Linked DNA regions of Homo sapiens: region 1 is linked to region 2. Evidence: chromatin loops called from intact Hi-C (ENCODE). Cell type or tissue: PC-9. All regions are shown on one strand. Each heading gives the region's core, and the rest is flanking DNA. Links, peaks and the distances in the headings are about the cores only. Region 1 overlaps PTPN14 (protein tyrosine phosphatase non-receptor type 14). Region 2 overlaps PTPN14 (protein tyrosine phosphatase non-receptor type 14).

The links. A loop is a pair of places that touch in the nucleus more often than their neighbours do. Peaks named below come from ENCODE experiments on the same cell type or tissue, not always from the same donor. Only the 100,000 strongest peaks of a DNase experiment are listed, where the experiment ranks them.
Region 1: a loop joins it to region 2, with 3 times the contacts of the local background. A loop is called at or near these places in 5 of 110 quality-filtered maps.

What each region holds. Positions count from the first base shown.
Region 1 is chr1:214,508,562-214,524,965 of GRCh38, reverse strand. All of the region lies in intron 1 of PTPN14 (protein tyrosine phosphatase non-receptor type 14), which reads left to right. Among named protein-coding and RNA genes, the nearest start is that of PTPN14, 35 kb to the left of the region's middle. RefSeq lists a silencer at 10,126-10,420. In PC-9, for the core only: no CTCF peak of the experiment used is centred there; DNase peaks (open chromatin) are centred at 8,405 and 8,935; H3K4me3 peaks cover 1,640 bases; H3K27ac peaks cover 2,763 bases.
Region 2 is chr1:214,437,434-214,453,837 of GRCh38, reverse strand. It overlaps PTPN14 (protein tyrosine phosphatase non-receptor type 14), which reads left to right. Exons shown (of 19, transcript NM_005401.5): 3 at 1,864-2,033. Among named protein-coding and RNA genes, the nearest start is that of PTPN14, 110 kb to the left of the region's middle. RefSeq lists enhancers at 3,133-3,632, 6,714-7,400, 14,065-14,404, 13,719-14,690. In PC-9, for the core only: a CTCF peak has its summit at 7,379; DNase peaks (open chromatin) are centred at 6,147, 6,807, 7,737 and 8,357; H3K4me3 peaks cover 2,305 bases; H3K27ac peaks cover 4,000 bases.

The DNA of each region.
Region 1 (16,404 bases), core at 3,867-11,866, 71 kb before region 2:
ATAGTGTACACTTACTACATTAATTTGTTTTGAAAGTTTCATAACTTATTTTGAAATAATTTGAGACACTTGGGGTGTTTCAAATTCTGGGCTGGAAATCTCTAGAGAACAGGATGTGATAGACAAGAGAGAGAAGAGAAGATTGGGAGGTGGGTGAAGGATTTTGAAATAGGAAGCCATAGCTGATATGTTAGAGATTGCTGGAGAGGAGCATAGTCTGAAAAAATAAATTTCACAGGAGATATGTTGTCTTTCCATTGATCCTATTATATTTTGAATCCTTCTCCACTCGCCCCCTCCCGCCTTTTTTTTAAGAGATAGGGTCTCTCTTTGTTGTCCAGGCTGGAATGCAGTGGCACGATCATAGCCCACTGCAGCCTTGACCTCCTGGGCTCAAGGGATCCTCTTGCCTCAGCCTTCCGAGGAGCTGGGACTACAGGTGTGCAGCATCCTGCCTAGCTAATTTTTACATTTTTGTTAGAGACAGAGTCTTGTTTTTTTGCCCAGGCTGGTCTTGAACTCCTGGACTCAAGCAGTCCTACTGCCTCAGCCTCCCAAGTAGCTGGGATTACAGGCATGAGCCACCACGCCCAGCCCTCTTCACTTTTACTGCCTTGATACGTGCATACTGTTTCCTCTTCTAGGCCCACTTCATATAGAAGTAGTTTCAAAAACTTGTAAATCAGCTTGCAATGAGGAATTGATTTTCTTATAAGAAAATCGTTCTATAGAACGATGTGAAAATTGGTGCTTTAGTTCTCAGCTGTCTGGCAAAAGCCTTCTTGCCTCTTATGTAGCATACTATAGAATCTAGTCAGCCAGACGTGGTGGCTCATGCCTGTAATCCCAGCACTTTGGGAGGCCGAGGCAGGTAGATCACCCGAGGTGAGGAGTTTGAGACCAGCCTGGCCAACATGGTGAAACCCTGCCTCTACTAAAAATACAAAAATTAGCCAGGCGTGTTGGTGCATGCCTATAATCCTAGCTACTTGGGAGGCTGAGGCAGGAGAATCACTTGAACCCAGGAGGCAGAGGTTGCAGAGAGCCGAGATTGTACCACTGCACTCCAGCCTGGGTGACAGAGCAAGACTCTATCTCAAAAAAAAAAAAAAAAAGAATCTGATTACTCTCAAATACTATTTCAGTGCAAAAATAGATTCCCAGCCCCAGTGTTCAGTGACAGGAACTCAAGGATCCTGGTCAGCCACCGCAGGAGGAGGAGGGACTCCAGGCCTTGTGTTGGTGGCCAGTACTCCTGGGGCCAGCAGCCCAGATACCTCCGGAAGTGGGGTCACTGAAACTGCACTCAGGGCCCCTAGTTGTCAAATCTGTGGTTGCTTAACAAGGGGGTATGTTCTGAGAATTGACTTATTAGGCAATTTAGTCGTTGAGCAAACATTATAGAATATATTTACACAAACCTAGATGGTAGAGCCTACTACACACCTAGGCTAGATGGTGTAGCCTATTGCTCCTAGGCTACAGACCTGTATAGCATGTTACTGTACTGAATACTGTAGACAGTTGTAACATAATGGTAAGTATCTGTGTATCGAAACATAGAGCACAGTAAAAATATGGTATTATAATCTTCTGGGGCTACTGTCGTGTATGTGGTCCGTCATTAATTGAGATGTCATGTAGTGCATGACAGATTGCTCTGGGTTCATTCTTGGTTAGGAAGGACTTCCAGTAAGAGGTATATAAGAAAAATGGGATGATATGGGGATATGTGGGGAAGTGGATGTGTTTCTGCGAGAGACTGTGTTGACCTCGGGATGCCAGGTTCAAGGGCACTGCCTCTATAAAGATGGATCTGACCTGTCCTTGTAGATCCTATATTGTGACAATGTAAGGATTGTCCAAGGATGAATAGCACATTAATCTCCCATAACCTTAGGTGCCTCACTAAGTATGATTAAGTCTTAGGAGTGAGAATAATTTTCATTATTTTGGTCTGTAGTCAGCTTCTGATCACCACCACAATTTCAAAAGATCTCGATTTAGTGTTTCCCTGCTTCTGAATAGGCCGAGTGACTGCCTTCTTTCTCCTCAGTCTTATCTTGCCAGCATTTTAAATGTAATTGATATCACCTGCAATTTTATGCCGTCCTAAACAAGGAGTTGCCCACATTAAGTCTTTTAAAACACCATGGCATTTATTTTCACAATTGGTTGTCTTTTGTTTATAAGTAAAGCTTTTACTGCTTGCGGTCTTTACTTTTGCCCTCTGGTGGTCTTCATTTTCACTTTTCTTGTCCTTTATTTAAAACGGCCTTGAATTGGTTAACTGCACTTCTCAGCAACCTCCTCCACTTACCACCATTTGGTGTAGGCTCAATGAATGTTAACTGTTTTTTACGCTGGTTTAAACTGAATATAATTAGGACAGCGAATTTGTTTCAGAACCTGATGGAAAACAGGTATTGCATATATATTTAGTGGTTACGTTCTGCGGGCTTGGATGTTTGTATCCTGCTTGTTCCTTTTCTGAACACAGATAGTTATTTGAGTTGAATTAGCTATTTGTTGACTGGCCATTTTGCAAGTTACTGTTTTTGAAAACAAGATATTAATTTAATCAAAGCTTACTTTGGTAGTGATTGTACCTACTTCCAAACTTGCCGTAGGTTTCCATATTCCATTGAAGCTACTTTTGATCCTTAAGATGCTACATGACTGGTATGAAATCTCTCATAGTTGTGGGGAAAAGATGATATAAGAAGCTTCAGGCTGGACATAGTGGCTCACACCTGTAATCTCAGCACTTTGGGAGGCTGAGGGGGACAGATCACTTGAGGCCAGGAGTTCAAGATCAGCCTGGCCGACATGGCGAAACTGTCTCTACTAAAAATACAAAAACTAGCCGGGTGTGACGGTGCACACCTCTAATTCCAGCTACTAGGGAGGCTGAGGCAGGAGAACTGCTTGAACCTGGGAAGTGGAGGTTGCAGTGAGCCGAGATCGTGCCACTGCATTCCAGCCTGGGCAACAGAGCAAGACTCCATCTCAAAAAAAAAAAAAAAAAAGCTTCAGATTTATATTTTGTTGAAGATTAAGTAAAAAAAAAAACAACAAAAATCTTATGAAACATGGTTTTAGGTACCTTCTGACAAACAACTGGGGGATGTGCTGCATCAGTTCTGCCCATACTTTTCCTAACTGCGTATTTTCCTACCTTTAGTTGTTTTTCTTATTGAAGTCTTCTAGTTCTTTTGTTCGTGTGTGTGTGTGTGTGTGGGTGTGCTTTGAGATGGAGCTTCGCTCTTGTTGCCCAAGCTGGAATGCAGTGGCGCTATCTCGGCTCACTGCAACCTCCGCCTCCCTGGTTCAGGCGGTTCTCCTGTCTCAGCCTCCTGAGTAGCTGGGATTACAGGCACACGCCACCACGCCCACCTAATTTTTTGTATTTTTTAGTAGAAATGGGGTTTCACCATGTTAGCCAGGCTGGTTTCAAACTCCTGACCTCAGGTGATCCACCCATTTTGGTCTCCCAAAGTGCTGGGATTATAGGCGTGAGCCACCACGCCTGGCCGTTCTTTCTTGTTTCTGTTTATACTGTCACATTTAGTATTTATACATCTTTTTCTCTCAAGGAAGGCATCTGCCGTTTTAATTGGATGATTATATCAGAGGGCTCTTTTCTATATCTTAGCTAGAGCAGGTATCTGAGAAGTCCTTTTTGCCATTAACTAAGGGGCCGTCAAGTACTTTGTGAAAACAGCATACTCGTGTATGCATTTATATGAGAAATATTTTTATAAAGCGATTAACATGCCATGTGGGCCATGGATCTCTCACTGATTCATGTGTTTTCAAGAAAACATGTTTTTATTTTTTAAATTGCATTGAGCTTCCTTTAAAAAAACTGTTATTTCTCCAAAGATAAATTTCATTTTCTACTTAGGAAAACAGATGACTCTTTTTCCCTCAAATGCCTTCTGTGAAATGACATGTGGAGCTGTTAGGCATTGTGAATCTGTTTTATTTACCCCAGTGTTACAGAAAGACGGAAGGCAATTTTAGCTTCTTTAAAGAGACACTGGCCTGGGGTAAATAACAATTTAGTCCAGGTGGGTAGAAAAGAATGCTTATGACATTCTTTTCATCAGCTCCATGTGTAACCTCCAAGCAGGAGGTCAGGCAGTAAAACATTTGAGTGAACTGGTGAAATGTTTTGTATTTATTTACAAGGCACTTAAACACAAGACTGATCCCAATAAACTCAACAAGTCAGAGTGATGGAGGAAAGTATATGGTGCATGCAGAACAGTAAAAGCGGGGACTGGAGGGGGGCCTGTAGATTGCATTTAGCCTGCTCCTCTCTTCCTACCGTGGAGAGATGACCATCAGTGCAGTGGTTATGGGTGAGTTTCATGAGGAAGGTAATGAGCCCCTTTCTGTTCCCACCTGCTGCTGAACTACTTGACATTTTCTTTTAGATTCCAGGCATCCTGAAGTATTTAAATTCTGTTTTGCTGAAAATTCTTCATTCTTTTTGTGTAACTTTCTTGAATCAAAACTTCTGTTCCACCATTCTTAGTGTTGTATCTGTTATGCTGGAGTTGATGACTTGATTCCATTGCTTACCACAGTCTAATTTAAAACAAAAGCATTCTAAAACCTTCTCAGTTTCGTCATTTTTATTGTTACTATATATTTATTGGTTTAGATGTAGTTTGTAGAGAATCAAAAGAAAAGAGGACAGTTTCTTTGGATAAGACGTTCATAACCTTTTCTCCTCAAGAAAGCCTGCCACATAGTAAGCTCTGGGGTCAGTAAGTCATTGCCGGCTTAGCTGTTGTTCATTTTCTCATTGCATCTCTACCAAATGATGGGCAGACAGACTGATTCATACCTGACTGTTCTGCATATATTCTGCATATATATATATATATATTTTTTTTTTTTTTTTTTTGAGACAGGGTTTTTTTCTGTCACTCAGGCTGGAGTGCAGTGGCATGATCATAGCTTACTGTGGCCTCGAACCCCGCGGGCTCAAGGGATCCTCCCACCTCACCCTCCCAAGTAGCTGGTACTATAGGCGCTAGCCACCATGCCCAGCTAATTTTTTATTTTTTGTAGAGACAGAACTTTCTTTGTTGCCCAGGTGGTTTTGAACTCCTGGGCTAAAGCCGTCCGCCCCCCTTGGCCTCCCAAAGTGCTAGGATGACAAGCGTGAGCCACGACACCCAGCCTGCTTGCTTATATTTTGAATAAAAGATTTCATGGGGCGGGAGGGTTAAAACTCTTTGTGAATATTAATAATCCAGATTAATTTGAAAGAACTTTCATGTAATATGCTACTCAAAAAACAGTATATGCAAGCGATTATCTCTATCACCTAGCAGAAGGCTAGGCAGGATTGGTTTAACAAGTAAATAAGAATAATTTAGTGTTAGCCTGCTATACAAATAAGAGTGCTTTAGTATCTGAAACTGTCCCTGGAATGTATCAATGTATATTAGGAAGTTACTTCAGTATATTATGGACCAGCAGGCATTATTGAGAACTCACTGTGTTGCAAGTTTGGGGCAGTAACTCTGAAAATAAATAAGGTGCTTCTAGTTGGAGATGGGGGTGGGGGAACAGACTCAATCAGATCATTTTTGGAGTGGTGAGGGCTTTGATACAGGAATGCAATGCTGTATAAAGGTGCTTCCCTCTTGATTGTTGAGTTTTGTTTTGTTTTGTTTTTTGAGACAGTCTTGCTCTGTCACCCAGGCTGGAGTGCGGTGTCATGATCTCAGCTCACTGCAACCTCCATCTCCCAGGTTCAAGCAATTCTCCTCCCTCAGCCTCCCAAGTAGCTGGGATTACAGGTGCCCACCACCATGCCTGGCTGATTTTTGTATTTTTAGTGGAGGTGGGGTTTCACCATGTTGGCCAGGCTGGTCTTGAACTCCTGACCTCAGGTGATCTGCTTGCCTTGGACTCCCAAAGTGCTAGGATTACAGGCATGAGCTGCTGTGCCTGGCCTGTTTCGTTTTGTTCTTTTTAATTAAAGGCAATGATCAAATTATCTAGGAAATTAGTTTAAAGCCAACATACCTAAAATATAAAACAGAACACAAGGCAGATATTCTTAGGACATTTTCCTCAAACTAACATTTATTTATCTTGCTGCCTGAACATAAAGACTTTTTTTTGGGTAGCGTAGTTACTTAATTTTACCTCTTTTTTTGTTTCAGTTTAGCTGAATATAACTTTATCTAAAATAAAGTGAATAGCTGTTGTATTTAGAAGTAGCACAAATAATAGGGTAACTGTACCCCTTCCTTGTTCTGTCCCACTTGCACCCAGCCAACCCATCTGCCCAGTGGGATTTTAAATGGTTTCAGTCCTTGGGCTCAAGAGAACCCAGAGGAAGTTCATTTTTGAAGTCTCATCCTCTCTGTATGAATAAATTCCTTGGTCATTATCTACTGTTTTTCATTCTTTGTGAAATAGATCATCTACCACAGTGGATAATAGAGGATAATACTATTCAAGACAAAAGCCTATATTTGGAATAGTTTATGTAATGTAACATATTTAATATGCTTAATGACCTTAATGAAATGAAGATGTGAAAAATAAACTATTGTCATTCTGGGGATATCATTTATCAGATTCTAAAAGGGCTGTTTCTGAATCTGGTTAGGGAGTTTCTTTTATTAGTAGTGGCGAATAGAGAGTAGTGGTTTGGATATATTGGTGTCATATTTTAGTTGGGTAGAAATATCTCTGACATTTTTACATGATGTGTTTTCCCATCTTCTCCAAAACAATAATTTCATCCTCGGGAAGAGAAATTCATCCCATCCATGGTGGATTTTCGGATACAGTACCCAGTTCAATCTTTTGACAAACATTTATTGTTTACCATGTGCTAGGTGAAATAAATATGGTAGCTCAGGGGTTATGAAAAGATACCAACGCATTGTTCCTTCTGGGGAGGATTTTATAAGTTTTTTATATTTTAAGTACCTTCTTTAGAGGTCTTTATATTATAAGCTTTCTATATTTTATTTTATTTTTAGAGATTGAGTCTCTCTCTGTCACCCAGGCTGGAGTGCAGTGGCACAATCTTGGCTCACTGCAACCCTTGCCTCCCAGGCTCAAGTGATACTCCCACCTTAGCCTCTAGAGTAGCTGGGATTACAGGCATGTGCCACGACTCCTGGATAATTTTTGTATTTTTTATAGAGACACAGTTTCGCTATGTTGGCCAGGCTGGTCTCAAACTCCTGAGCTCAAGCAATCCACCTGCCTCAGATCATGGATATAAAGCTTTGTATAGTCTAGAGGGACTAGGGAAGGGTCCCTTTCCCTCCCTACTCCTCCTGCCTCCTGTTATATTTTTCTTTCCATGTCATCTCAGAAGAAAGGTAAGTTTCACTTTGCTGATGTGTTCCTGCATATTTTCATTTATGGCCTCTGGCTAGTGCTATGATTAGATTTTTGGGTATTTCTTACTTTATGTTTTTTTTTTTTTTAATATTATGCTCATTAAATTTGGTGAGTTGACCTAGCAGTACCATCTCAAGCTTCTTTAGATTCAATGTGCACTTTGTCTTGAGTTAATCTTAACCTTGGTGGTTAGTGTGCCAAGGAGACATACTTGAAGGCTTTTCCCTTCTCCATTTAGGATCCTTAAGTTTTGATGCAGTAATTATTTCAGAAAGGAAGACATATCATGCATTTTGTCATACATACATAAAGTTTGTTTATGTGGAAATTTTATAGTACACTGACCATGCCTTCACAGAAATGGAGGTGACCATGTCCTTGAGGCAGAAGGAGGTAGCTGTGCAGGGCTGGCAGTTGCCCTGTAAAAGATGTGGACACGACATTGTAAAGGCTTAGAGGTAGGACCGATTACATTTGCCTGGATGACAGGTGACAGCCTTAGGAGCGGAGGAGATAGCTGGGCCTGGAAGGTTGGATAGGACATATTTGGTGGGAAGATGAGAAAGAATTTCTCCAGGAGGAAAGAGGGAACATGAACTGTGAGAGAGGAGAGCAGGTGCCTTAAAGTTCAAGGCATAGTCCAGAAGCCAGGAGGAGTATGCCTGGTGCGTAGCGTAGGTGGAGTGGGGTGGGGTGGGGAACAGGAATTGCTATCAAGTGGGGATATGATAGTAGCAAAGGAATGTGTGTGCCTTTTCTGTTTGTAAAGATTAGAATTTCCCTAGGTGGAACACTTAGCACCTGCCTGCCTCTCTGAGTTTTTTTTTAATATCAAAATTAATTCAGTGTTTTCAAACAAACATTGCCTTTCTATTTCCTTTGAATCTATACCCAAGGAAAATAAATATTTACAGTCCTGGTAATACTATGTATTGCTGCGGTAAGCTGTTAGTAGTAGGTAACTTCAAACAAACTTTACCAACCACATTTTGTGTTTGTTTTGCTCTGGTGCTAATCTGGCAAGAATGATGTCCAGCAGGAAAGTCAACATATCTTAATAAACTGTCTGCTTTTATAGGAATGCTAGCTTTCTGGCAGATGTCATATCAGCCCAGCATATGCTGCACAGTGATGACTCTTTTAAATATATTTCAGTGGGAACAGCAATGTCTCTCACTGGTCACTGCCATCCTTGCAAAGGATACTCTGAAGGGCTGTGAATTACTTTTCAATTCATATATGGTACCTTGGCCTCTTGCATTGTTGGCACTGAAAACAAAACCAAAACACACAAGGCATCATAGAGAAATTATTCCTACCCCTTCAATAGTGTGGCTTCAACTGTGAAAAAAGGAAGGGTGAAGACACTGTAGAAGCAAAAATTTGTTTTATTTTAATATTGGGCTCATCAGCTATGCAGGTGCCAATACAGAGAAATTTTCTTGAGAACCTGGCAGTGGCAGGGTTAATCTAGCTCCTCTGGGGTGAGGTGGAGGTGTACTTCCTGCTTTTATGTTATCGAAAGAGGAGTGCAGGAAATTATACCTAGGTATTAAGAGCTTTGAAAAGTTGAGTACAAAGCTCTTTATCAGATATAGCAGGCCTAACTGAGAATATCAGCCCAATTGCAGTTTTTCCAGGAAAATTGTACTTTGCCAAAGGTAACTTTTCCAGGGTCAGTGAAATAGCAAGATATTTCTCAAGAGAAGGAAGTAGAAAGGAAAATCCCTTTTATGGGATTAAAAATTCAGTAAGTATCCTGAACTCAGTTTTTTTTTTCTTTTCTTCACATTTGAGAATCATTTGTTTTTATGCTAGCAATAGAGAATGCTAAGACGAAATTCAGAAAACAATTCCTGTTGCAATAGCACTAAAAATGTTGAAATATTTAGAAACAAATTTCTCTAAGGAGGCACACTGAAAAACCACAAAACGTCAATGACAGAAATATCAGATTTAAATAAATGAAAAGATATTCCCTACTTATGAATTGGAAGCTGTTATTAACATGATAGCACTACACAAAGCAATATATAGATTCAGTGCAATCTTTACTAAAACCCTACTGGCTTATTTTTTTTTCTTAAATAGAGAAGCTGATCCTAAAATATATATAGAATTACAATATACCCTTAGTAGTCAAACAGTCTTGGAAAAAAATAGGAAGACTCACATTTTCTAATTTCAAAACTCACTACAAATCTCCAATAAACAAAAGAGTGTGGTGCTGGCAGGAAGATAGACATATTATCGTTAAAAAAAAAATAAGTGCCTAGTGGATAGTGGATACTTTTACATCTAAGAGTATTTTTTCTCCCAAATGCTGAACTCAGTTTTTAAAAACTCCATTAACTAATGTGTAAATTTTTCATTGTCTTTAATCACTGAAATAAGGCTTTTTTCTACTTACGGAGGGATTTCTCTCCTGATTTATTGATAGTTGACTGGTCAAAAGGCATGGAAAAGCTGCCATTCCCTGGGCTCTGTTGCCATTTGATTTATTTAGAAGATGTAATAGGAGGAAGAATTTCTGTTCTTGCTGTTAGTCCTGCTCGGTCACGGCAGTGGATGATGGAGAGAGATGGATGCTTGTTTATTGTCGGCTACAGGAGGGGAGCTGCCAGGCGACCGAACAAAGTTCTGCTTAGTATGTGACTTGTACCGATGCCTCCAGTGCCTGCTCTGGTCCACATGCTGGGTTTAGGGGCTCTCAGATTCTCTGCTTTGTTCAATTCTCTCAACAGTTCTTATTTCCCTTCTAAAGAGGAAGGACTGGAGGGCACACTGCAAGTCTCTTTTGCAGCCTTAAATGTGTGGTGTTGCACAAAGTGGTTTGAGCTGGGGTCATGGGGTGAAGGCTTGTTTGGATGATGGAGGAGTTGGCACACATCCTCAGTATTATTTTCAGTAGTATGGGGACTGCCTGAGTCAGCCCCGCCCGCCTGCCCGGGAGCACATTAAAACTCAGGCACCAGCACCATCGAGGGGGGACCCCAGGCTCAGGGAATCAGACTGTCTAGTAGAGAGAGTCTGGGAATCTGTTGGCAATCTGCACCTTTACAAATTCCCTGGTGCCTTTTCAGTTGTAAAACCACTGGTTCATACTTTCCTATCCATAGAGGACTGCTCTAAGTCTATATGGCAAATTTGGAAAATCTTCCCTCAAATGCTGCATCTACGGGATGGTGGGTGAGTGGCCCAGAGCAATTCTTATGCATCAGTAGGACCCATACATGCGGCATGTCTTAAAATCATAGTCGTGGCTTCATGATATCTTTGTAGAGCGTTTGAGGGCTTTCAAGCACTAGGTTTATTGCCTTTTAAAATAGGGTGTTTTATCCTGTTTGAGGACTACCTCAGACTGTTAATTTTGCCCCCTGAGGTTATATGTTGACTCTGCCCGCTGCTCTGGAATTTGTAGCCTGGGAGCATCCAGATGGTAAAAGACCCCCTGGAGTTACTGAGTCAACTTTCAAAATTATCCTGGATTTAAAAAAAGACAAGGAGAGAAAAAAGGAAAATTGAGGGAGGGGGAGGAATGGTACAAGAAGGGGACCTTTCACAATTGGGCAGGCCCTGAAATTCTGTCCCTATTTTAAGTATTTTTCTTGCAATCCTGCTGCTGCTGCTGCTGGTTCTAATGATGGTGATGGTGAACAAGAGTAATAACACAGCAACCAAAAATAATAAAAATATCAGGAATTTAATGAGAATCGACTTTTGCCAAGCACTGTGCTACCCACCTTGCACACATTATCTCATTTAATCTTTATGACAACGCTATGAAATAGATACCATTATTATTGCCCCCATTTTACCGATCGAGAAACCGAGACAGAAAAAATATAGCTCAACTGACACAGCTAGCAGTAGCAGATGTGGGATTCGAACTTTGTGAAATCTGACTTGGAAGCCCAGGCACAAGATGGAATGCAGGTTAAAAATCCAAATGCCTATGGGGCTAGGCAGGAAGAGTAAATGAGTAAAGCACACCCGTAGCACACAGAGAGTGGTGGGACTGTGGCCAAGAAGAGAATGCTTGCCCTGTCAATGAGGGTAGTCAGTTAAGTCCTAGATAATTGTGCCTAGACTGAAATTCAGGCCAGTGCTATCAGATTTTTTTTTTTTGAAGAACTAATGGAAATCAGTATTTTTATGTGAGATATTTTGATGTTTAAATGGTGGCAACATGTTCAAATTTTTAAAGAACACTGAGCCAAACAAACATCAGATTGTAAGCGGGGTCTTAAATCTGTTTTGTTTACTTCCACTTGCACAGCATCTAAAACAGTGCTTGGCACATAGTAGGTACTAAGTACATGCTTGTTGAACAGATGATTGAATGAATATTTGTGGACTGCATTACACTTACAGGCAGCCAGTTTCCAACTTTCCTACTGCTTCCCCCAACTATCTTTTAGGTTTTTCTGCTGCTTCCTATCCCAGACCAGATCATTTTTCATTTTTCAGCTAAGTATATAGACCATGTGTACTTCAAAGGTTACATCCTTCTAGTTTGAATTGGTGTTTGGACCAGGATTCTTGGTGGGGATTTTAAAATTGATTTAAAAACTTATTTTTTGGCTGGGTGCGGTAGCTCATGCCTGTAATCTCAGTATTTTGGGAGGCTGAGGCGGGCAGATCGCATGAGTCTAGGAGTTCAAGACCAGCCTGGCCAACGTGGCAAAAACTTGTCTCTACAAAAAAACACAAAAATTAACCGGGCATGATGATGTGCGCCTGTGGTCCCAGCTACTTGAGAGGTTGAGGTGGGAGGATTGCTTGAGCCTGGAGAGAGAGGTTGCAGTGAGCCAAGATTGCATTACTGCACTCTAGCCTGGGCAACAGAGCGAGATGCTGTCTCAAAAAATAATACGTATTTTTTTAGCATCTAAAAACATTGTAGTGAAAAACACATAAAATTTTTTAAGTGTGCAACTCATTAGTTGTGCTGCAATCTCCAGAAATTTTCATCTTGCAAAACTGAAACTCCACCCATTAAACAACACCTCTCCATTTTCTCCTGCCCTCAGCCCCTGGTAACCCCCATTCTGCTCTGTTTCCATGAACTTGACTACTTTAGATAGTTCATATAAATGGAATCATACAGAATGTGGCTTTTTGTGACTGACTGATTGTGTCAGTTGTACCCAAGGGATTTTAATTTTATTAAATTTCCTAAGAAGAAGGAGCATGCCAAACCCTATAGGGCCACATGGAGAAGCAGCAGGATTGGTTAGGAGGCAGAAGGAGTGAGGGGACAGCCTAGGCCAAACCCTTATTTTGTTTTCCTTAGGAAAGGTGAGGTAGGACAGGGTGAGCAGCTAAGACTGGCAAGTTTGAGTAAATCTGGTAGGCTGTGGGGTACAGCAGTCTGGTGGGTGGCCCTGGGTGGATTTAAGGCAAGATGGAACACTGGCTTTTGATAAAGGAGATGGTTGGGGGTGTGGGCACTGAGTTGGTGAGTTTGCCTGTGGAAGATGTGCTGGGGCAGGGGCCTCAGAATTTACTAGCCCTCTAAGAATTGACTAGCCCTGGGAGATGCAGCCTTTCCCCAGTCAGCAAGGCCACAAATCTAAGACCATCGAGAAGGCAGAAAATAATACAATGTAGTTTATAGCAACTGGCCCTGTGATGGATGCCAAACAGAGAATTATAGAATCTAAAAAAAGACAGAACACTTAATCCACTCAGCATAATATCCTCAAGGTTCATCCATGTTGTAGCATGTATCAGGATTTCCTTCCATTGTATGTATAGACCACAAGTTGTTTATCCAACCATTCATGTGTTGATGGACACTTGGGTTGCTTCCACCTTTTGCCTGCCATGAATAATGCTGCTGTGACATGGGTGTGCAAATATCTCTTCAAGACTCTGTTTTAAATTCTTTTGGGTCTATACTCAGAAAGAGAATCCATAGATCCTAAGGGAATTCTGTTTTTAATTTGTTAAAGGTACTGCTGAACTGTTTTCTGTAGCAGCTGCACCATTCTGTATTCCCACCAACAGTGCACAAGAGTTCCAATTTTTCCCACATCCTCGCCAACACTTGTTATTTTCTTTTCTTTCTATTTTTTTTTTTTTGATAAGGGCCATCCTGTGAGGTGATACCTCATTGTCTCACTGTGGCTTTGATTTCTACTGATGATTAGTGTTGCTAAGCATCTTTCATGTGCTTATTAGTGATGCTTTTGTATTTTACAATTTGGTAGTCTGTGTTTTTAAATTGAGTCACACAATTTAAGTGTGAGTTTTGAAGAGTTATAAAAACGTATTTTTTATTAGTACCTTTTGTAGTACGGGAAAGTCTTCTCAAGGTGATTGCTTTTTTGCACAGAGAGGCAAAAGGTTATCCATTCAGCCTAACTTCAGAAGCTGTTAAAGAATCAGCAACTAGCAGTGGCTTATGCCTTGTAATCCTAGTGACTTGGAAAGCAGGAGGATCACTTGACACCAGGAGTTTGAGATCAGCTTGGGCAACACAGCGAGATGTGGTTTTAAAAATAAAAAAAAAAAACCAAAGACTTAGTTTGGCCTGGTGGCATGTGTGCCTGTAGTCACGGATACTCAGGAGCTGAGGTGGGAGACTTGCTTGAGCCCAGCAGTTCGAGGCTGCAGTGAGTTGTGATTGTGCCACTGCACTTCAGCCTAGGTGACAGAGCAAGACCTCATCTCTTAAAAAAAAAACAAAACAAAAAACAAATTGATAACTATACCTGGGGACTCTGGCCTCTGGCTTTAAGCCAGATCTTGGAGGACAGATCATTCATTCACAGAGGACCTACTGTGTGGTAGCCAAGGCATAGAACTGCCCAGACCAAGTCCAAACATATGGAGATGGTCTCTAGCTATGTGTCCAAAGTAGAGGGATTGCCTTACCTCCTGAGAGCACTTCTCTATGGAAGCTGATTAAACTTTTTGGGGTGAGATTGGGAGGGCAAATCAGGTGAAGGAGAAGTAGAACTGAGTGTGAGTTTTTATTCAGAAAGCTGAACCATCTGATAATGGCAGAGTTTAGTGTATTCAGAAAGGATTGAAAAACTAAAGTGGACCTATAGGAAAAGTAAATAAGTGATCTTTGTATTTCATTGCAATGTCATTACAGGCATACACCATTTTATTGCGTTTCACAGGTATTGCTGTTTTCTTGTATAGATGGAAGGTTTGTGACAACCATGCATTGAGCAAGTCTGTTTTTCCAACGGCACGTGCTTACTTCAAGTCTCTGTGTCACATTTTGGCATTTCTCACAATATGTCAGACGCTTTCATTATCTTGATATCTGTTAAAGTGATCTGTGATCAGGGATCTTTGATGTTAATGTTGTAGTTGTTTTGGGGTGTCACAAACTGTGCCACATAAGATGGCAAACTAAATTGATAAAAGTTGTGTGTGTTTTGACTGTTCTATGGCCCAGCCACTCCCTCCCTTATCTCTCCCTCTCCTCCCGCCTCCCTATTCCCTGAGACACAACAATATTGAAATTAGGCCAATTAAGAACCCTACAGTTACCTCAGCAACATCTAGAAATGATTAAATTTAGTGAGGGAGACATTGAAAGCCAAGATAGCCTGAAAGCTACCTGAAAGGCCCCGGTGTGTGATGTTCCCCACCCTGTGTCCAAGTGTTCACATTGTTCAATTCCCACCTACGAGTGAGAACATGTGGTGTTTGGTTTTCTGTCCTTGCAATAGTTTGCTCAGAATGATAGTTTCCAGCTTCATCCATGTCCCTACAAAGGACGTGAACTCATCCTTTTTTATGGCTGCATAGTATTCCATGGTGTATATGTGCCACATTTTCTTAATCCAGTCTATCATTGATGGACATTTGGGTTGGTTCCAAGTCTTTGCTATTGTGAATAGTGCTGCAATAAACATACATGTGCATGTGTCTTTATAGTAGCATGATTTATAATCCTCTTGTGCCAGTTTGCTAAGTTGTGACTGAAAGGAAAAGTTCTTGAAAGAAATAAAAATTGCCACTCCAGTGAACCACATGAATGATAACATGTGCAACAGCAACAGCAAAACAGCCTTATTGCTAATAGGGAGAAAAATTGAGTGGTCTGGATAGATTGAACCAACCACAAACTTTCCTTAAGCCAAAGCCTAATCCCGAGCTAAGCCCTAACTCTCTTCAATTCTGTGAAGACTGAGAGAGGTGAGGAAGCTGCAGAAGAAAAGCTGGAGCTAGCAGAGGTTGACTGATGAAGTTTAAGGAAAGAAGCTGTTTCCATAACATGAAAGTGCAAGTTTAAGCAGCAAGTGCTGATGTAGAAGCTGCAGCAAGTTATCCAGAAGATCTAGCTAAGATCACTGATGAAGGTGGCTACACTAAATAACAGATTTTCAATGTGGATGAAACAGCCTTTTCTAGAAATTTCATAGCTAGGGAGAAGTCAGTGCCTGGCTTCAAAACTTCAAGGGACAGGCTGACTTTCTTCTTAGGGGCTATTGCAGCTGATGACTTTAAGTTGAAGTAAGTGCTCATTGATCATTCCCCAAATCCTAGAGTCTTTAAGAATTATGCTAAATCTACTCTACCTGTGCTCTGTAAATGGAACAACAAAGCCTGGATGATAGCACATCTGTTTTCAGCATGGTTTACTGAATATTTTAAGCTCACTGTTGAGACCTACGGCTCTAACAAAATTTCTTTCAAAATGTTATTGCTCATTGACAATGCATCTTGTCACCCAAGAGTTCTGATGGAGATGTATAAGAAGATGAACGTTGCTTTCATGCTTGTTAACACAGCATCCATTCAGCAACCCATGGATCAAGGAGTAATTTCGACTTTCAAGTCTTATTATTTAAGAACTACATTTTTTAAGGCTATAGCTGCCGTAGATAGTGTTTCCTGTGATGGATCTGGGCAGAGTAAATTGCAAACCTGGAATGGATTTACCATTCTCAGTGCCATTAACAACATTCCCAATTCACGAGAGGAGGTTAAAATAATAATAACAGGAGTTTGGAAGACATTGATTCCAAGTCTCATGAATGA
Region 2 (16,404 bases), core at 3,338-11,337:
TCCTTACATCTTTTAAATATTTATGTTATTTGTAGATGTTCCAGCTTCTACCTTTGCCTGCTTTTTCTCATTGACTCCCAGATAACCTCTGTTTCCTGATTCTCTGGTTCACAGAGATGTCAGTAGTGCTGATGAAAAAGATTTATGAGGTTTACCTGCTTTGATTTACTGATGATGATGATGGTGGTGGCGATGGTGGTGGTGGTGGTGGTAACAGGAGTAGTAGTCGTGCAGCCGCAGCAGCAATAGAAGGTACCACTTATGATGTAGTTACTTACCATGTGCCATGCAGGTGATTGACAGGCATTATCTCATTTACACCTCTCAGAGCCTGTGGGCAAAAGTTGTAACCATCATCTCCATTTTGCAGAGGAGAAAACTCTGAGAGTCTAGAAGGCTCAATGACTTGTGTAAAGTTACTGAGACAGTGAGTGCAAAAGATGGGAGATGGACTGACCTCCAAGTCTGTTTTCTTTCTATTCAGCCACATTTCATTTCCTCTATGTCATCACTCAGGTTGGAACAACTAATGGACTCAGTGGAGCTAGGAAATGAATAATAGGGTCAGAATTCATCCAAGTAAGTTTGTCTAAGTTGATAGAAATATAACCTTGGCTCTGGTTGGCATTTTGTTGCTCAAGAAATGCATAGATTTCTGATGTGAACTTGTCCTTTGGAACATCATGGGAGAAAGCTAATCAAATCATTACCCCCATCTCAAAGTAAATCCATTTAAAATATCTTTAAAGCATCTGGGTCTGCAGCTTTATATAGGCAAGGGCACGTCTGGTTTTCTAGTAAAGTCAGAGTCATAGCTTCATGAGAGATTTTGGTGGGGTTGTGGCAGGGATTGATCTGTATAATGTTGAGGGGGCAGCCAGCTGGAGTGGGAACATCAGCATAAGAATGCCTTTGGAAATTGAACATTGTAATGAAAACATTCTTTTGAAGGCAGATTTCCAGGTGTGCTGTAAACCATTCTAGGCTATAATTGAGATATAAAAGAATCTTCAAAAGCAGTGATCTATTTTTTGGTGATTGTTGTGCTAATCCTGAAATCCTAGCATGAATTAATATAAAAGATGGGATTGGGTGCATAAAAGTACCTGTTTTAATCATTTAGCATGTTGTTCAAAACTAAACTGGTTTAGGCTTCAAGTCTAAGGGCGAAAATCTCACTTTCATCTAACAAATCCCACCATAATCTGCCAAGAACAGCCACCAGGGGCTCCTGCAGCAGCTGTGAGGAGGCGATCCTTCCTCTCTCAAAGCTTGATATGGGGAGAGATTTGCTGCAGTTCGTGTATAATAAAGTGGAAGAGGATGATACTTTTTAAAGCACACGAAAAGAGTGAATAAATTCTCCGTTAAAATCTGGTACTGTATGAAAATATTCTACAGTGCAGAAGCTTTCAGTTGGCAGGCGGTTTTGTCTTAGGAATTGAGTAATAAGTTACATTGCAGCAGGTGCAGGAGCGGTGTTGGTCTTTGCCAGTGTGCTCCATGTGAGATCATGAAGCATGCAGAAGGCACACAGAAAAGGCAGTCTTCAGATATCAGGGGAAAAGTCAGCACTATCCCTTCCCTGCGCGACTCCCCTTACCTCACATGGGCGCTTTGGTATCTGCAAGCACAAACAGTAGTAATGAGTAGGGATACTGCATCTGGATACTCCATGTATGTTACAGTAGTGTGTGGTTGTGGTTTCTTTTGATTAGTCCCAAAGTTATATGTCAAAGCTGGATCTTATATATGGGCTGGGGAACCCAGGGTGGGATGCAGCATGCTGGAGTCTCGTTTCTTGTGTGGCCTTGGGATGCTTGTGGTGAGCATGAACTGATGCTATTTTACCCTTTTATCTAGACGCACTACTTTGGCCTTTGGTTTCTCAGCAAGAGCCAGCAAGCACGATGGGTGGAGCTGGAGAAACCTCTGAAGAAACATCTGGACAAATTCGCTAATGAGCCTTTGCTTTTCTTTGGAGTCATGTTCTATGTGCCAAATGTGTCATGGCTTCAGCAAGAGGCCACAAGGTAGGTGCATTTTCCCCCTGTGTGCCATATAAGGGTGTTGACTAACTGTGAAGCTTCCAATGAAGTAGATGAGCTGGTAGATTTAGGGGTGTGTGGGTGTGGGTGCGGGTGTGTGGTGGGGGAGAGGGTAAAATAGTTGGGGGTTGTTTACTCATTGCTTTGCAGCTTTAGAGTTTTGGTTGAATCCATGTAGCTAACCCCAGCAGTTTTCTGTAATGCTGGTAAGGTAGTAGGGATCCTGAGCCAGGCAGAATTTCATCTCTAGCAGCGTGGAAATATTCATCGGAGACTGTGGGTAAAATAGGCATGCAAGAATTTAATAAAAAATTAATGACCTGGCCAGGCGTGGTGTCTCATACCTGTAATATCAACACTTTGGGAAGCTGAGGTGGGAGGAGAGCTTGAGGCCAAGAGTTTGAGACCAGCCTGGGCAGCATAGCAAGACCCTGTCTCTACAAAAAGAAAAAAATATAAAAACTAGCTAGACATGGTGTTTTGTGCTTTTAGTTCCAGCTCCTCGGGACACTGAGGTTGGAAGATCACTTGAGCCCAGAAGTTCAAGGCTGCAGTGAGCCGTGATCATGCCACTGTACTCCAGCCTGGGCAACAGACTGAGACCCTGTCTCAAAAACAAAAACAAAAACAACAAAAACAAAAACAAAAACCTAATTCTGTTTTGTCCACCCTTTTCCTAAAAATATCCCCAAACAAAATGTGGTATCAGACTTCGAATTTGAAGATTGGAAAGGTAACTAAAAGTGGGAGTAAAGTTAAGGAGGAAAATGTTGCGAGAGCAGGAGTTTTGATGATTGTCCCTACTAAATAAGAGGAGACAAGAAGCCATCAGTAGAAGAGGAGAACAAGGTATTGCAGCTACTCAGTGTCTGCTTTAGCTTGGAGAAACCGTGTGCTGCCTTTGAAATGATGTTTTCCCCTCTCATCTGTAAAGTGAGGGATTTGTGTAAGTTCATAAAGCATATTCAGTGAATGGAATAAGTGCATTTTTTTGATGTTGGTATAGTTCATTTATTGGTAAGAGTTTTCCATTAAAATACCTGGGAAGTCTCCTCATCAAATGGATATTTCTGGTAGGAAAAGGAATCACATAAACCCTTTACTTTTTGCCTTTTACCCGGACCTTGTCATTCTGAATGCTTGGGAAGCAATGCGGGAACATGCTTTGAAGAAGGAAGAGTATTCTACCTGACTTTTGTGTAGTTTTTAGATTTTAAATTTCTGATATAAGGATGCTCTTGAAATTTTTAAGTGTATTTTAAGGCAATATTCTGCTTGCTTGCTTTTTCTTTTTCTTTTTCTTTTTTTTTTTTAATTTGAGACGGAGTCTTGCTCTGTCACCCAGGCTGGAGTGCAGTGGCACGATCTTGGCTTACTGCAGCCTCCACCTCCCAGGTTCAAGCGATTCTCGTGCCTCAGCCTCCCGAGTGGCTGGGATTATAGGCGCCTGCCACCACGGCTGGCTAATTTTTGTATTTATGGTAGAGACGGGGTTTCACCATGTTGGCCAGGCTGGTCTCGAACTCCTGACCTCAAATGATCTGCCCGCCTTGGCCTTCCAAAGTGCTAGGATGACAGGGGTGAGCCACTGCGCCCGGCCTCTGCTTGCTTTCTTTAATTTGGCTTTTATTTATTTATTTATTTATTTATTTATTTTGAGATAGAGTCTTGCTCTGTCACTTACACTGGAGTGCAGTGGCACAATCATAGTTCACTGCAGCCACAAACTCCTGGGCTCCCGCAATCCTCCTGCGTCAGCCTCCTGAGTAGCTGGGACTACAGGCATGTGCCACCAAGCCTGGCTAAATTTTCTTCTAATTTTGTAGAGATGAAGTCTCGCTGTATTTCCCAGGCTGTCTTGAACTCCTGGCCTCAGGTGATCCTTCTACCTTGGCCTCCCAAAGTGCTTATTTTTTTCACTTTCGTTCTTTCCTTTTTTTTTTATTTTTATTTTTAAATCAAAAGGTATTGTAAGTAGATGGCATAATTGCAAACAGAGGCCGTGAGTTAGCTTACAGCTTGATCCAAAAAACCTAGTGTTCAGTTTTTCATGTGATAGACATTTAAAGCACTCTGTTGCATACCATTGCTCCCTGTTTTCAAGTTGATTCACATATCCAAGTTCTTCCTGTACAAAAAATTATTAACTCCTCAAAATGTGATGATTTCCGTTGGCTTTTGAATCCTCCTTGAGTACTTTACACGGTGCTAGGAACACAGCATTAAGTTAATAAATACTTGCTGATTCTTGGCTCTCGGCCATTAAGTGCAAGGTAATGAGTGATGAGGGTGAAACATGGACTAGAAATTAGTGTATATTGAAAAAAGTTCTGTCTGTAAGAAAAATGAAGTATTGTTACTCTAGACAGACCTATCCTGTAAGGCCTATTGGTGAGAAAGAGCAGTTGAAATAAAGAGGGACTCAGAAGTTATGCTTTATGAAGTTAAAAGAAAAAGGTTGTTTAAGCTTAGAAAAATTAAGTCGGCCGGGCGCGGTGGCTCACGCCTGTAATCCCAGCACTTTGGGAGGCCGAGGCGGGCGGATCACGAGGTCAGGAGATCGAGACCATCCTGGCTAACACCGTGAAACCCCGTCTCTACTAAAAATACAAAAAATTAGCCGGGCGTGGTGGTGGGCGCCTGTAGTCCCAGCTACTCGGGAGGCTGAGGCAGGAGAATGGCATGAACCCAAGAGGCGGAGCTTGCAGTGAGCCGGGATAGCGCCACTGCAGTCCAGCTTGGGCGAAAGAGTGAGACTCCGTCTCAAAAAAAAAAAAAGAAAAATTAAGTCTTACAAGGGCACAGTAGTAGCTGCCTTTAGATATTTACAGACTGTTGTAGGAGGGGGAATTCTTTGTCAGTTCTGGAGCACAAAATTAGGGTCTAAGTAAGTGAAGTCCAAGGAGCCAAAGAACTTTGACTATTTGGCTCAATGTAGGAATACAGTTTCTAGTAACTAAGCCATCTAAAAATGGAACAAGACTTACAAAAGGGTGAGAGCACTGGTCTCTGTGAATGTTGTCACGTGGACCAGGTAGCCCATGTGGTATCCTGTAGAGGGAGCCACCATATTGGGTAGGATGTTGGAATAGATCAGTGGTTCTCAAAAGACCAGGGCCTGCTGTATCATAGTTACCTGGAGCACTTATAAATATGATTCTAGAGCTGTACCAGAAGTCTGGTTGTAATGTCTAGAGCTGAGAATCAAGAGGATGTTATTGTTTAAAATGAATAGGCCGGGCAGTGTCTGACACACGGTGGCTCACGCCTGTAATCCCAGCACTTTGGGAGACCGAGGCGGGCGGATCACGAGGTCAGGAGATCGAGACCATCCTGGCTAACATGGTGAAACCCGATCTCTACTAAAAAAATACAAAAAAAAAAAAAAAAAATTAGCCCGGCTTGGTTGGGGGCACCTGTAGTCCCAGCTACGCGGGAGTCTGAGGCAGGAGAATGGCGTGAACCTGGGAGGCGGAGCTTGCAGTGAGCCGAGATCGCGCCACTGCACTCCAGCCTGGGCGACAGAGCGAGATTCCATCTCAAAAAAGAGAAAATGAATAGTACTCCTCTGGTGTTTCTGACACTCACCCAGCCTCAGGAATCAATGAATCAGTTAACCTCTAAAACTCTTTACAATTTTAGATTTTCCAAGGAAGTAAACTTAATGCTGCATTGTTTGACTGTCAATGTTTGCATTCATAGACTAAAACAAAAGGTATTTAAATTTCAAAGAGGGAGGTATAGAGTAAAAAGTTTTGGTAGTGGTGGTTATTAACTGTGGGATTTAGGAAGGACTTTTCTTTTTTCTTTAGAATTTCTTTTTGCTTAATTAGCCTGGTTTATTTCAGATGAAGGTTGATAAGGAGGGAAAGAAGTGTTTTCCAACACAGGATTTTGAAGCAAACTGTGTTGCTGACATTTGATCAGAAAAACTAACAAAAAATTTTAAACTTTGAAAGATATTTTTAGATTTAAGCGCTGGAACTAAATTATGTAGATTTCAGGTCTAACCAACTCTTTATGGCAAAGAATGTTGAAAGTTAGGAGTTGGATTAGCATGCAACATTTTGTCTGTGCGTGAGTATGTGTGTATGTTTGCAGCATTGCAGAAATTTTTGTTGCCTCCAAGGGGCCCTAAAACTGGAATGTGCCAAGGGGTGTCAGAGTGAGTAAAAGATTTAAGCTGGGAATATGGAGGAACATGAGAAAAAAAAAATGTAAGAAATCAAAGAAAAGTTGTTAGGAAGAAAAGAATAAAGGAATTACATTTATTTGGGAAGGTTGAGGGCCACCAACAACGATCAGGTGTGATTCAGCAAGACATGCCGTAGGTTGTAGGCTTATGGACTAGAGAATAAAGGAGATCTGGTTTGGACAGAATAACATTTTTAAATGCTTGAGTTTTCTCGGTGTGGTGTTGGAGATGGACAGATGTGCTCAACACAAGGTGAAAAATGCTACAGTCCTTAAGAGCCTTTGGGAATCTCAGCCTTCTTGGGAGGTTTTAGCAGCATCTGAGGTCCGAACTGAATATTGAAACTGCCTTCCAGGCAGCTCAGCCAAGGGGAAGCAGTGGTGGTGGGGCAGGATTCCAGAGGAATGTTTCACAGAAGGCCCCAACAACATTCATTAGGAGCGGGTTAATGACTAACTCTCCAGTCATCCGCTGTTATCCCAGTTACCAGGCATCTCAGGTGGAGATGGGCTTTGGCATCTCTGAGAGCACCTGGGATCTGCAGTGTCTGACACAAAACAGTTAGTCTTTGTGATGCCCTGCAGAGTAAGATATTTGCATAGATTAGAAATAGAAATCTGTCTTTCATTTGCGGGCAACCCGTTGGAGGAGGCAACCATTCAGCCATCTGTGCTGAAAAAAATAAGCCTTTGTCTGGAGCCAACCAAACTTGTTTTCATCCAACACATGTTTGCAATGGTTTGGCTACTTCTGTTTGAGAACAGGTTCTATAGCATTAGTCATGACCAGCCATTTCTTCTCTCTGAACAAGGACAAAGAGTCTAGATTAATACTCTGGTTGGGTTTTCCTTTTTTTTTTGCTGTGTATATGAACCCATATATATATCAAGACACATAGGAGTCAAAGGAAAATACATTTAAAAGCTGTTTATTTAATTTGTTGTCCCCAGAGAATCACACCCATGGAAATTTTTAGGTCAGTAGTGTATTCAGAACAACACAACAAAAATTTGAGAGTGACATTGATTGCAAATTGTTTAATAAAGTGATTGGCTTTATTAAAATTATCAAGTCCAAATTGGTTTAAATTAGAAAATTAGGAGGCACTGCTTTTTTTGACATTAATTTGACATACTGTGTCTCATCTGCTAGATATGGCTTTTGAGGGGCAAGTCCCTTCATAAGTGAGGGAAACCTGCCAAGACACTATGATTGTGTTGGATAAGAAATGGATAACTCAGGCCCTACTTTAAGGTGTTAATTGAATGAGAAAACAAAATATATTAAAAGGAAAATACACACAGGGCTACAAATAAAAGGAAAAAAGAAGAAATCCCTTGATATTGTTATAGAAATGTTAAAAGAAAATAGTGAAAAGAAGGACACACTCTGGTAGACAGATGGGGGATGAGTCATGAAACCATAGGATTTAAAGAGATTAAGAACCACCGAGTTTGTTAACCCCAAACTGTAAGATTTATTACCTTGGGGCTTTGAAAATGTTAGTTTTCCCCTGTTGGTTAAAATGACTCAAGGGATGGGACCACTGTAATTTTTTCCATTTTGCTTTGCTTCTCAGATTCCTTTTTGCCAGCTTTTCTGTCCAGCAAAGGGACTCTTGAGCAGTTCATCTTCCCCAGCATGTTCTCCTGACTCAAAGGAAAGATTTTTGTAATGTGTTTTAATGATTTGCATAGCAACAGGCTCATTATAAACACATGGTTTTCACATTTTTCTGGACACGGAAAGAAAAAAGATGGCTTCTGAGAGGTGGATAAATTCTTACTCAAACAGAAGGATACTTAATAATAGCAAGGGGAAGCCAGAAAATTGCTGGCCAAGATCACTGCTTTTAGTTTAGGTCTGGGGTTTTTCCAAGTCTTCCTCAAGCATGGAAGTCCCTCTTTAATTTCTTCAATACTAAAGAGAAAACTTTTAAAAGAAAACTTAATTTTTGAAGAGTGAATTTAGGCTACAAACTTCTAAGTTGCTGAGTGCATGCATGGTTTCTAAAATTTTTAATTTTGTGGTTTTTTTTTTTTTAACCAAAACATGTTTGTCTTTGCATTACTCACTGTTGAATGTTATGGTTGCACAGTGCACAGGAGCTTCTAATTGTCCTAATGAGGTCAGATAACATTTCCTACTTTTCCAGGACATCTTAGTAGCCTGCCTGTTTGGGTGGGGCTGTCCACCCTATTAATGGTGAGCACTCTACAGAATTGACAGAGTGCAACTACTGCTGTAGCCAGCACGGTCATTCCATTTGCCAAGGATGATTTTAGTACACTGTCGTACATCTGGCAGACACATCAGGCCCACAGGACCTGTTCCAAGTACCCTCTATCTGGTGGATGCTATGTCTGTTTTCGGTGCTTCTCAGCAGCTATGGGTATCCCCTACTCTTAGGATCAGTGATCTATTGTACATCTCCCAGTTCTTCCAAAGTCCTGGGTATTCTAGTCAGCCAGGTAAAACTGCCTAGCAGTTATCACCAGGAGGATTTTTAAAATACTTAATCTCTGTATGGGCTTGCATGGAGCATTCTTAAATGTTAAAGATAGTTCCTGTCTGGGAAGAACCAAGTGGACAGGTTGTCTTTCAACCAACTGAGAATAAATACCCACATTTAAAGCTGTGCTGTTTAGGTACCAGAAAGAGGGTAAGTGCATTTCAGCGTGTGAAGTGAGTGACAAGGGAGTTAGGTTAATGCATTTTTAAACTATGATGGGGGTCCCCTTTTTCCAGTTACGTATTTGGGCCCATGGCATGTTGATGGGAAAGCCAGACTAAGTGAAGCTGTATATCTTCATAAGGGTTAAAATGGTGTTTTGGTGTGTGCATGTGTGTGTCTCTCTGTGTGTGTGCATGTGTGTGCTTAAACTAGGTTTCAGGAAGTGACCTTACAGTAGCTTTCTTCACATTTTCTTTCTTATAAATACCAATACTTTTCCCCCTTAGACTCCTGCAATCTGCCTTGTGTGCTGTTGTAAACAAGTTAGTGTTCAACCAGTGTTTAAAGTGTCTGTTTTAAAAGCTCTAATTATGGTAGTATTTCCATTTCCTTTTACAACACCCTTTATTTTGTTCCTCCAGTTCTTTTAGTTCTTTTATTATTTTGAAATGTCATTTTACTGGATATTTAAAGTCTACCCGTGGGCTGGGATACAGGGACTCCCTTCAAGTCTTAAGATTAAGCATGAATTCCCTGTGGATAATATAATTTGCTGAGAATAGCAAATTCTCCTCCTGGCCAGCTCCAGCTAGTGAATGGGAAATTGTTCTCTTTATGTTGGTTATTGAGAATGGAATTATTTCTGCCAGATATTTTAGATATTTTAAGATGCAGTTGACATTGGGATCTAATCTCAAACATTCTGTGTGGTTAATGTAATGTACAATGTGATGAGAGAAGATGGCTGTCTGTAATAAACAGTGCAACCTTGGAGGGAAGAAGAATTACCTTCCCAAAATGAGATAAGTTGATTGTCATTTGCATTGTTTTTTATTTCAACCTTTATTAAGTACCTATTCTGTGTTAGACACTTTGCTAGTTAGTGGGAATGTAATAACAAATAGGTCTCAACTCCCCACCTCCCTCCCACTCTCACTCCCACCACAGAGCTGTATCTCCAAGCAGCTTTTATTTCATTTCCGTGTATTTGATTTACTAGAAGTTTATTTGAATTTGTCTTTAACGTCTACATTGCTGACCCTATTTACTTCCAGGAGAAGGCAATGCCACTGCTTTGGTGAAACCCAAGGGCAAATGTCTCCTGGGACCAGGACCAGCTTCATGGGTCTGTGACCTGTGCAGTTAGTTGCACAGTACCCCATGCTCAGAAGTGCCCTGTAGTTGGTTTAGTGCTCTGCTGTTGCCATCCTGAAGTTTTTTGGTTTTTCAACAGTGGATTCTGCATTTTCACTTTGCGCTAGACTCTGCAAATTAAGTAACCAGCCCTTCCCAGGACAAGGACAGCCTCCTGTTCCTCATACATGCATCTCTGTTCGTTCACCTCTGCTTGTTTTGTTGTTATCTTGCGATTTATTCTTAAGTATCGGTGGATTTACTGATTTGAATCTACTGTTATGGGTGTGATCAAAGAGAAAAAGTAAATTTAATAAACCCTCAAGGGAACAAAACTAAAATTTTCACTGTCTTTGCAAATAAGAAAATAGAAATGTAGCGCTGGTAACCATTTCTGCTTCTGGATCTGACTCACTGGGAAATCCTTGCAGGAATTGGGGAGGTGGTGTAAAGTCAATTTGATTTCTTTTAGGAAAGCTGATTGGATTAGCTTGTCTTGATCCTCAACTAGGATTTTCTTATGTTTTACTGTGAAGAAGACTATAAATCAAGACTATACAGTAGATGCCTACTTCATAGTACAAGTTGTCCAAATACATGAAGTTGCTTCTTGTTTCTTTCTTTGCTCTTAAGAAAAAGATATGGTGTGAAAGATATGCAGTTAGGCTGGGCGCGGTGGTTCACGCCTGTAATCCCAGCACTTTGGGAGGCTGAGGCGGGTGGATCACTTGAGGTCGGGAGTTCGAGACCAGTCTGACCAATGTGGAGAAACCCTGTCTCTACTAAAAGTACAAAATTAGCCTGGCATGGTGGCACATACCTGTAATCCCAGCTACTCAGGAGGCTGAGGCGGGAGAATCGCTTGAACCCAGGAGCAAGAGGTTGTGGTGAGCGGAGATCGCACCATAGCACTCCAGTCTGGGCAACAAGAGTGAAACTCCGTCTCAAAGAGAAAAAAAAAAAAAAGAAAGCTATGCAGTTAGGTAGTTAGCTATTGAGGCAACCTACTGCTACTAGAACAATGAAGTATAGACAAATAAGATGAAGTTAACTTAGCCGAAGTTAACTTAGCCGTAAACATAATCTAGCTGTTTCTCTGATATTCTTTCCCTTTAGGGAAAACAAATAGTAAAATAAATCAGTGTTCTTTTGTAATATCACTTGGCATAACTTATTATTTATTGTAGGTGTCCTATAATGAAGAGGAAACTCAGAATTTCAAAAGGAAATAAATCAGAGGCATTATTCGTATTTCAAAAGGAGTCTTCATGTAATGTTTGTGTTCTTTAATGCATCTGAGATGTTTGATTGAGATGCTTTATAAAGCAAGATATGCTTATACGTATGTTTTAGCCATTAGAAAAACAAAGTTTACCAAAAAAATAGGTTGAGCATCCCTAATTCAAAAATTCAAAATCTATAATGTACCAAAATTGAAAACTTTTTGAGCACCAACATGATGCTCAAAGGAAATGCTCGTTGAAGCATTCAGGATTTCTGATTTTTGGATGAGAGATGCTCTACTGGGTAAGTATAGCAAATATTTCAAAATCTGAAATCCCAAACACTTCTCGTCCCTAACATTTTGCATAAGGGGTACTAACCTGTTTAGTATACTTCAAAGAAGTGATAATTTTATTATTACATCTTTAAATCACATGGTTAATGTGTTAGTATTTGGTCTATTTGGAACTTTTCTCAAAAGCAAACAAAAATAATGTGCTATTGAGCTATTTTGAAAATAAGTTCTTAAGCAGAGGTATTGATTTTTATCCTTTGTGAATTCCTTGATTTTCAAAGATACATTCATTCATTTGTTCATTCATTCATTGATTCCAAATTGTTCTTTATTAGTGTTACATTGCAGGACTGAGAAAGATTAAACAATTGAACTCATGAAATAATAAAGATTTGTAATAGAGCATGAGTCAAAATGTTAAAATAGTCTACTTTTTCTAAAGCTTGAGTAGAATACGATGATGCCACATTGTAGTGTTTACCTTTAACAAAGGTGTGAAAAGAAGGGGGAAAAACAACAGAAGCTATATGAAGAGGTGTTTTGTCATGTTGAAGCATGCAGGCTGTGCCTTATGAATTTTTAAGAGACATCCGCTTCCCATAAAGGATTCTCAAGATTGTAGGGGTATCATTACAATGGGTGGGATTGAGAATGGTGTGTCAATTTCAAAAATGGATTTTAAAAAAAATCTTGACGTTGGAAGAGGTGCAAAGAATAGATGTTTTATAATTGTTTGCTCTACCTTTTTTCCTGAATATCAGCATTGGGACATTCAGTTGGAGTGGAGTGGGTGGAGAGGAAGGAAGTGACAGATGTGCTACATCCACACGTTAAAGAAACTTACAGTGTCTGAGCAGCAGCAGAATCTAGAAAGCACAAGAATCCAAAACCTCAAAACTTCCCCAGCCTGAGGATATTATAGTTCTGTGTGGTTCTGTGGAAAAATGTAGTTGCGTTCCATCACCGGATATAATGTAACAGTAGTAGTCATGGTAGCAGCTAACATTTATGTGCAAGATGCTATGCTAAGTATCTCAGATTATTATCTTTTTCAGTCTTCACTAGAACTCTATAAAGTGGGCACCCTGAAAAAGAACTGTTTGTTTTTTAAATAACAGAAGTTTTTTCTCTAACAAGTGGAGTAGATTTAGGTCATCACATAAATGGAGTCTTTTATATTACTTTGCCAGAGAAATACATCCGTTCATGCCTTTCTTCACTGGCTTTATCAGAGTAACAGGGAGTTTAGTTCCATAAAAAGTCAACAAAGAAATCCAGAGGGCTGACCTACCAGTAAGATCAGAGATTATTAACTAGTACTATGAGGGCTGATTCTGGTCTTCAGGTGGGTTTTGTTTCACCAGGATCATTTTTGAAAGAACTGAATTGGGACGCCTTGCAGAGAGGCATGTGCTGTCTAACTGGGCCTAGTTCTCCACTCCCTAGGGAGTTAATAGTCAGCAGCATTTACACATTCTTGTGACCTGTCTGGCCTTGTAGGTATTTAGGTCCTGACTGCCGATACTTGCACTTTCTGTATAACTTGAAGTGCATCTCAGTACTTGGGTCAGCCCATATCTCTTCATTGACCCAGTTGATTTTATGTCATTCAGTGTCCAGCTGTATTAACACTTTAGCTGCCTATAAGAGACTGTAGGTGGTTGAGCTGAGTGTGAGAGTATAACTTCCCTAAGTGCTCATTTGAAAACTTTATTTCTGTGTAAAGATCACTCCGGAGGGCTAGATTATATGTCCCTGTCAACTTTCTACTGCAGAGCCATGGCTCAAATTATTCAGATTTCCTCTCTTTATTGCTCACAATATCTGTCTCATCTCTGATTACCCATAAAAGGTTCATGCATAGAAAGAGTACCAAGCGTCTTATAGGCCAATAAAGACATCATTCAAATCTTAAACAAACACAGCCTATTTGAGAAAGAGCCCTTTGCCTTATATCAAGACAGACCAGAATGATAGAGTTTTATATCTAAATATGAGACCCCACATATCAATAAATCACAGAGACCAGTTGCTTTGTTTTACAGATGAAGAAACTGAGAAACAGACAGATAAAGGGACTCTGCCCATAGTCACACAGCTGTTTAGTGACAAGCCTGGCTCTTAAGGTGGTTCTGGAATGGTTTTAGGTGAACCAAGCATGCTGACATGGGAGAGCCCATAGATAGGATTTATTTAAACGTTCAAAAAGTCTTTGCCAATCCTCCCCTCCCCTCCCCTTAGCTGTAACAGCTAAGACACACTGTGGAATTGGAAGGGATGAGTTTTGTCAAAGAGAAGGAAGTAGTTCAGACAGAAGAAACAAAGGGTAGAGGGAAACAGGCACTTCTTTGAGTGAGTCCTTTAAATAGCGAGCATTATGTAGAGAGTGGAACTAAAATGGGTTTTATTTAACGTCTTTATCAGTGATCTCCAGCCCTGGGCACATAGTGAAAGTGCCAAGCTTTCAGATGACACTGAGTCCTTTAGAAGGGTGGAAAATTGAGACATTGCAAGTAAACAGTAGAAAGGTGTCAGCAGGTGTCAAGTTACCAGGTGTGACTCAAATAATGATACTGCTTTCTGGTGTACTTTGTAAAAGCAGAGGAGGCGTAATCATAGCGGGACATGTTGCAACATGTTTCGGTTTACAGCCTCCTAACTCTCAAGGTCAGCTCGTCAATCTTGTGCTTGCAGCTGGGGAGAGTGAGTAGACATTTCGCCTGACGTTTGCTGCCAGCATAAAAATGAGTTACCGTTATTCAGAGCAAATCCCAGCAACTTTGACGTAAGTTTAACTGAAATGCGAGTTAGACACATGGTCCTTTAGTAGAAAATCACAGAGATGAAGCAATGTTGGAAGCAAATGCTTTTGACCAGCATAAATGTTTTGAAGAAGGTAGAAAAGATAGATGTTTATGACAGTGACTAATGTGAGAAACCCATAGGTCTAACTAAGGAAAACATGAAAAAGGTCGGTAATTTGGATCCTTGAAATAAAATGGCCAACTGTGAAAAGATAGCTACTGATGAGGATACTGATGGAAAATTTGAAGCAAGTTATGTATCTGCTAGAGCTCTGTATGTTTTGAATGATTGTTGGAATCAGCAAAGAACTAGTATTTTTTGGTTTAATCTTCAAGGAAAATAATAGCTGGAAATAAAACAATAAAAAAAACACTACAAAGGAGAACATACATTAATGTGGGAAGTAGGGGGAAAAAAAGGAAAAAGAAGGAGAACAGACTTGAAGACCTCACTCTCTGGTGTTTGTTTCTTGGTCAGGCTCTGTAAACTCCCCAAAATTAAGTTCTTGTGTTTAGAATCAGGAGATGATGCTAGCATAGCTATTGTAAGGATGAGTTCAGAAAGCATTTGCCATTGTGCTTAGCATATAGTAGGTCTTCAAATAATATTTGTTTTTTTTAAATGAAAAGATATACTAGAAGGTAGCAGGAAACTGCTGCATCCCTCAGAGAGCTGTGCTGGTATCAGTCACCTGGCAGAAGATTCTCTGTGACCCACACTAACCAGAAACATAGGGGAAGAACATTCTGGGAAATGGAGTGCAGCCTAGTCAGGTTGAGACATTACAATGCCACTGTGAGGCTTCGTACATTATTAATGATTAGTAAAACCCAAATCACTGTAAACCATACCCTACTAGAAACTCTACTGAGTACAAATTTTGTACTGACTGGCGATTTCCAAAATTCAGAATTACTCCCTCAAAACAAATGATTTGATATTATTGAAGATAACTTCAAATTTGTCCCTAATTCCCTCAGGCAATTCCCAAAAGTGGAATTGCAAACAATAATTTAAGCAAACATTTTGTGTTATTATCATAGACATGTATTCCCAGGGAGGTTCCCCACCCTCATTCCAGTCCCATATGAGGGAGCAGATCTGCTGCAGAGGACGCGGCCTGGTGCTTTGTCCTGTGCCGAGTGTAGGAAGGCTAAGGTTATCAGGCCCGAGCAAGGAGACAGGATAAAGCGGGCCTTGCCTCACAGCTTCCCAGATGGTCAGAGCAGCTGTTCAGAACAGGGAAGCCAGGTTGGCTGCCACAGGACGGGCCAGGCTGACCCAATGGTAATCTCACAGTACTTGTAACTTGAAGAGACTGTAGTCTGAAAAGATAAACAGATTCCAGTGAAAGATTATTTAAAGAGATGATAGACTCCTGATGAGTGACAGTTATTTAAAAAATAAAAATAAGACATTGGGAGCCTGTTGGTTCTTTGAGTGTGGTCTTCACACTACGTGCATCAGTATTGCCTATGGCATTTTAAAAAATATGTAGGTTATTGTACCCCAGTCCTGACTCCCTGAATCAAAATCTGTTTTTGATCATTGCCATGGGTGATTCTTATCATTTAAGTTTGGTTAAATGGAAGACAACTGTATCCTGATGTCTTTTCAGCTGTAGCTGGTCTTTTCTGTTAGTAGATGGATGTTGGAGAATCTCAGGGGGGATTTTGGGGAACTGGGAAGGAATTAAAGAGTTGCAAAGCTTAAAACATTTGGTTCAGGCTGAGGAATTTAGAGAATAGATGGCGTGGTCTTATTTAGTAGAAAAATTGTGGGCGTCTTCCTGGGGATCCTAGAAGGAACAGAATGGAGAATCCAAGGTTCTTCTGTAGCAATTTTGTACAGTTTGATTGTATTTCCTCTCTTTCAGAATATTTTAGCCTTCTAGGTAGTTCAACTTCTGTAATGCACAATAGATTATGCATAATATAATGAGTAATACATCTCCTAAATAGGTTTAGGGGATATATTAAATACTATTTATTGCATAAGAATTTAGCCTTTTGTGCATCCTTTATTTATT